Linked DNA regions of Homo sapiens: region 1 is linked to region 2. Evidence: read pairs that join two places in POLR2A ChIA-PET (ENCODE). Cell type or tissue: Panc1. All regions are shown on one strand. Each heading gives the region's core, and the rest is flanking DNA. Links, peaks and the distances in the headings are about the cores only.

The links. ChIA-PET counts read pairs that join two places held together with the same protein. Peaks named below come from ENCODE experiments on the same cell type or tissue, not always from the same donor. Only the 100,000 strongest peaks of a DNase experiment are listed, where the experiment ranks them.
Region 1: POLR2A ChIA-PET joins it to region 2 with 5 read pairs; 5 of 35 experiments call an interaction of 5 or more read pairs at or near these places.

What each region holds. Positions count from the first base shown.
Region 1 is chr6:157,326,998-157,329,922 of GRCh38, reverse strand. LOC105378076 (a long non-coding RNA gene) reads right to left here. Exons shown (of 3, transcript XR_943165.2): 2 at 1,475-1,685. Among named protein-coding and RNA genes, the nearest start is that of TMEM242-DT, 4.8 kb to the right of the region's middle. In Panc1, for the core only: no CTCF peak of the experiment used is centred there; a DNase peak (open chromatin) is centred at 1,442.
Region 2 is chr6:157,729,310-157,732,234 of GRCh38, reverse strand. No RefSeq gene overlaps it. Among named protein-coding and RNA genes, the nearest start is that of SNX9, 92 kb to the left of the region's middle. RefSeq lists an enhancer at 1-301. In Panc1, for the core only: no CTCF peak of the experiment used is centred there; no DNase peak of the experiment used is centred there.

The sequences.
Region 1 (2,925 bases), core at 185-2,684, 400 kb after region 2:
CCAGTTACCATCTCTAGGTCTTCAGTTCTGCCTAGGGGCTTCAACTCTGCTACCCATGGACAAATTTCTTGGTGACACTAGCCTTCCTGCCTAAAGTTCTGAACTCTCTCCCTGCCCTGGATTCCAGGATGCCCTGTTACCTACTTAAAAATCCTTCTACTTCATCTCACAACTAGGTCACCTGGACTGAAAAACTCTCTTGCCATCACCCCCTGGCATGAGCTTTGTCCCCCAGGGACATGTGCCTCTTGCTTTTGAGTTTTTTGTCTGGGCCTCAGTTGCTGAGCCCACTTGTAGGAACTAGTCCCTTCTCCACAGGCCCCCTCTGAATTCCAAGCCAGGACAGTCTGGGTTTGGTACATATGCAGACCAACCTCTTAAGCCCTCTATATCCACATTTACAGTAACAGTTGATATTCAGAGAAGTGACTTAAAGCACTGCATACTTTTTAAGCAAGAAGTAAACCATATTTTACTTATTAAGGCAGAAAGTAGAAGACCAAGAAAGAATATCAACTGCAAAGATTCAAGCAAAAAGATATTTTGATGAAATTTCTTAGAAAATTAAGGGTTATGGAACTATAAGCTCCAATGAGCCAAGGACTGTGCCTCATTACTTCGCTATAGTAAAACAGCGCTTAAGACCATAGAGGTGCTCAGTAAATACTTGCTGTGTCAATAAAAAATAAAGTCAATCGAAACACAGTATTTGGTCAGAAAAGGTCTTACTACTTTATGTGGTCACTCTTTCATCATACATGTGATAATACTTGTTTTTAAATCATTTTATAATTTATAGCCTTTAATATATCAGAATGGTATAGATTATTAACAATAAATACAATAAACATAAGATGTATTTAATGATGCAAGTGGTTGATATCACAGATTTTAATAGTAAATGGGAGTGTAACATATGTCCTTGTATATGAAATACTGGCAAAATGATAATGCATAGATGGAAATATATTTGGCTTTTGGGAATGCTAAGAGTCTTTTCTATAACTGGGACACACACAGGACTAAAAATAACAATGCTTTACATTGCCAGAATACTCAACAGTTTACAAAATGCTTGAACATCTGTGATCCTATTTGATCCTCACAAGAAGATAGAGAAACATAGTTAAAGGAAATTATATGCATCACTCTTTTATAAGATAATATCTAGTGGCTTATGAAATATAACAGCTCTTGAAAAGATTTCTAGTCTATCATTAATGATAACAATTCAACTGATAGCACAGAAAGAGATAGGAAAGATATACTCTACAATAAGAAAAATTGAATGGAGGAATATATAATGGCAACTCTCATTTACTGTGATAAAGACAGACATATTATTCAACCTGAGGCAGTTACAGAATATGATTCTAAAAGATTAGTAATGAGATACCGGAAATGAGTAATGAGACTCAAGCTTTGGACTCAAGCTAGTTTCAGCTCACTCAAGAGGAGTTATTACCATACTTACCATTTCTATTGATTGTACTAATGCCATTTCGAAGGAGCTGTAGCTCTGGGGATTCAGAGCAGATACTGGGAAGAATTCAAGAGGCTGAGAGCAGCAAACTGGAGGGTGCAGATACCACGTGGGCTCTCATGCCAGCCCAGAGCTTCTCCTTGTGACATAATGCATCTTGCTCTCATTCCCTTGCTTTCCAAGAATGTTATCGCTGGGTATCCTGCTGGAGAGTTTGATGAGTTACCCTGAAAACCTATATAATATTTCTATTTAAACCAAAATTCATCTTTTAAACAAGGCGATACATTTTTAAAGTATTTTATTGTTTTCCTTCCATTTTTTCCCTTCTCACAAAAGTAATACATGTCCCTTATTAAACATTTTGCAAACATTATAGAAATATGTAAAAATGTGGCTTTGGTCAGCATTTTACTTACTAAGGCAGAAAGTAGAAGAGATATAGATAGAACACTCACCTCCTCCCTCCTGTCAAAGTAACCTCTGTTAATAATTCAGTGTTGAGTCCAGATCTTTTCTTCTGTGCACACACTTAAGCTGGCAATAACTTTTAAAGATCTCTGATATATATATATATATATTGAGATACATATATATGTATCTCAAAAAAATTATATATATCTTTCAAAAAATTACATATCTATATGTATATATATGTTTTTTTTTTTTTTGAGATAGAGTCTTGCTCAGTCACCCAGGCTGGAGTGCAATGGCATGATCTCGGCTCACTGCAACCTCTGTCTCCCGGGTTCAAGCAATTCTCATGCCTCAGCCTCCTGAGTAGCTGGGATTACAGGTGCCTGCCACCACAGCCAGCTAATTTTTGTATTTTTAGTAGAGATGGGGTTTCACCATGTTGGTCAGGCTGGTCTCAAATTCCTGACCTCAGGTGATCTGCCTGCCTCAGCCTCCCAGAGTGCTGGGATTACAGGCATGAGCCACCACACATGGCCTATATTTTTGACAACTATCTTATATCAAGCAGCAGGAAGGATGATTTGACCCTTATCAGATTTTAAAAATAATTCAGCCTCATACATTAAACATGGAGAGATTGAAGCTCTGAAGAAATGTTTTAAAAAGTGACGGGGAAAAGAGTCCATCAGAGTTCAAAACAAGCTAGAGCTAGGGCCATCCAAATTCCAGGAACGGTAAAGCTAACAAGTTTCTAGCTGTCAACATTTGAAATAGAATCTACAGGAGCCAAAACGTTTGAAATAAGAATGTGGTCAAATGTGTCCCTGGTATGAACTTTCAGCTGACTAAAACAAATACCGAAATAGCAACAGCATCCGTCTCAGATAAACCTGCTTTCCCAGCAGCCTCCTTGGCTTGTAAGAGATTTCCATTACTTTTTCTAGAAGAGTACTGTGCTTCCATTGAAATATCAGTCCTGCTGGTGCTGCGTGAAGCAACAAAGCTCTGTGACTTTCTAATCTCTG
Region 2 (2,925 bases), core at 213-2,712:
GATGTCCTGCATTCTTAGTGGGAGGAACTAGAGGCTTACAGCCAATGACCATGTAGTGTCTGCAATCTGACCTCAAGGCTGGAACTACTAAGGGGCCGCCCTCCCTGCCTCCAGGCTCTCCCACACAAATTCCTTCCTACCTGGTAGCCAAGGTGGTCTTTCAACTATCAATAGGCCTTTTTTGCCTCAAACCCCTCAACAGGGCTCTTCCCTGCCCTCTTGCCAAAGGAAGGAGTTCAAACTGTTGACCTGGGGACTTGGCCTTTGGTGATTGGGCTCCTGCTTCCCTGACTGGCATTCCCAGCAGTCCCAGGATGTTCCCCAGCACTGTGCGCTCCATGAGGACAGGGATCATTCCGATTAGACTGCCATCCATCAGACTGAGATCTCCAATAGGAAACCTAGTTGGGCTCCAAGCTGGAAGTGCCTAGTTTAATGCAGGACAGAGTAAGAGGGTCTTTGAGAGGGGAATGATATCCTTTATAGATTTTTGTAATAGATCGGCAGATTATTCTTACACATAGAAGAGGGATTAAATATATTTAGTAGTCGAAGGGATCTGAACTTCAGGGGATCATCCCAAAGTTTCACTACTTGATCTGAGCAATTCCAGGTGAACTACAGGAGGTCAGATGAAGACTTCACAAGTTGTTAACTCATTCAGAGAGCAAACATCTTCTTAATTAACATGGAAACCAATCCAATCTCATGTAAGAACCAAGGAAAAGAAACATTCTTCAACACAATGAGCAGGAGGTCATGGAGCCATGAGCAGACATAGATCATGGTTTCCACCTGTTGCATCTTAGGAAAAGAAACCAAATATTTCCTTCCTGCCTGCCTTCCTTTCTTCCTTCCCTCCTGCCTTCCTTTTTTCCTTCCTTCTTGCCTCCCGTCCTTCCTGCCTGCCTTCTTTCCTTCTAATGTAACATTTGCTTATTAGAGGCTGGGCCCGGTGGTTCACATCTGCAATCCCAGCACTTCAGGAGCGAGGCACGTGGATCACGAGGTCAGGAGTTTTGAGAGCAGCCTGGCCAACACGGTGAAACTCTGTCTCTACTAAAAATACAAAAATTAGCCGGGTGTGGTGGCACGCACCTGTAATCTCAGCTATTCAGGAGGCTGAGGCAGGAGAATTGCTTGAACCTGGGAGGTGGAAGTTGAAGTGAGCTGAGATCACACCACTGCACTTCAGCCTCGGCAACAGAGCAAGACTCTTTCTCAGAAATAATAATAATAATAATAATGACAAAGTAACATTTGTTTATTAGAGAAAAAGTTTGAAAATGTAGGTAAGGCCGGGCACAGTGGCTAATGCCTGTAATCCCAGCACTTTGGGAGGCTGAGGCCAGCAGATCACATGAGGCTGGGAGTTCAAGACCAGCCTGGCCAACATGGCAAAACCCATCTCTACTAAAAATACAAAAATTAGCCAGGTGCAGTGGTGGGCACCTGTAATTCCAGCTACTTGGGAGGCTGAGGCAGGAGAATTGCTTGAACCTGGAAGGCAGAGGTTGCAGTGAGCCGAGATTGCACCACTGCACTCCAGCCTGGGTGACAAAGCAAGACTCCGACCCAAAAAAAAAAAAAAAAGAACTAAGGGACATAAGTCAAATTTTCAATAGTGACTACCTCTAGGTAGAGGGCTAATGGATGGTTTTCATTTTCATTTCACTTATCTACTTTTTTGTTTTTGTTTTTGTTTTTTTTTGAGACAGTCTTGCTCTATCCCCTAGGCTGGAGTGCAGTGGCACGATCTCAGCTCACTGCAACCTCTGCCTCCCAGGTTCAAGCGATTCTTCTGCCTCAGCCTCCCAGAGTGGCTGGGACTACAGGCGCATACCACCACACCCGGCTAATTTTTGTATTTTTAGTAGAGACAGGATTTCACCATGTTGGCCAGGCTGGTCTTCGAACTCCTGACCTCAGGCGATCCACCTGCCTCGGCCTCCCAAAGTGCTGGGATTACAGGCATGAGCCACCGCGCCTGGCTCCTTCATTCTTTTTTTTTTTTTTTTTTAAAAAAAAAAAAACAGTTATACTAAGATATAATTCACGCTGCATAGAGTTCACTCATTTAAAATGTATAATCCAATTGCTTTTAGTGTATTAACAGAGTTATGCATTTATCATCACAATACATTTTAGAATACTTTCATTACTCCAAAAAGGAACCCCTGCATGCACCCCTTAGCTCTCAGCCCCAACTCCCCGCCCCCACACCCATTCCAGCCCTGGGCAACAACTCATCTACTGTCTATCTCTACAGATTTGCCTGTTCTAGATATTTCATGTCAGTGGTCCATACTTTATGTCTCTGGCTACTTTCACTTAGCTAAAAGTGTGAGTCTTATCCACCTTGTAGCATAGGTCAGTGGGGGCAAGGGGAGTTAAGTTCCTCATGTTCAGTTTATTGGAAGAATCTATTACATTTTCTTTTCATCCTTTTATGGTTTAATTTTTAATGCTTTGTTTTGGCTGGTCTCGAACTGAACTCAGGTGATCCATCCGCCTCAGCCTCCCGAAGTGCTGGGATTATAGGCATGAGCCACCTTGCATGGCCCTGGATTTTTATATAAGCAAAAAGTAAGTGAGGAATGCAACTTTGTTTTATTCTAACTCACCATCCATTTTTTTCAGCACCTTTTATTCTGCACTGTCAGAAATTCTATCTTTTTTATATTCTACATTCTATTATATATGTCAGCGCTCTCTGCTGCCTACTCAAGAGAGTCCCCAACTTAAAACTATAAAGGCAAAGCAGGGAAGGATTCTGCAGTACCTTCTAGGACTGGGGTGCAGGGTTGCTGGGACCTGGACCCACATCCTAGTTCTGCGCGGTGGGGACAGTGGGAGGCGCAGCTACCCTCAACTGTGAATGCAGAGTGCTCAAGGCTCAGTAAAAATTGGGAGTAACTAAAAGTT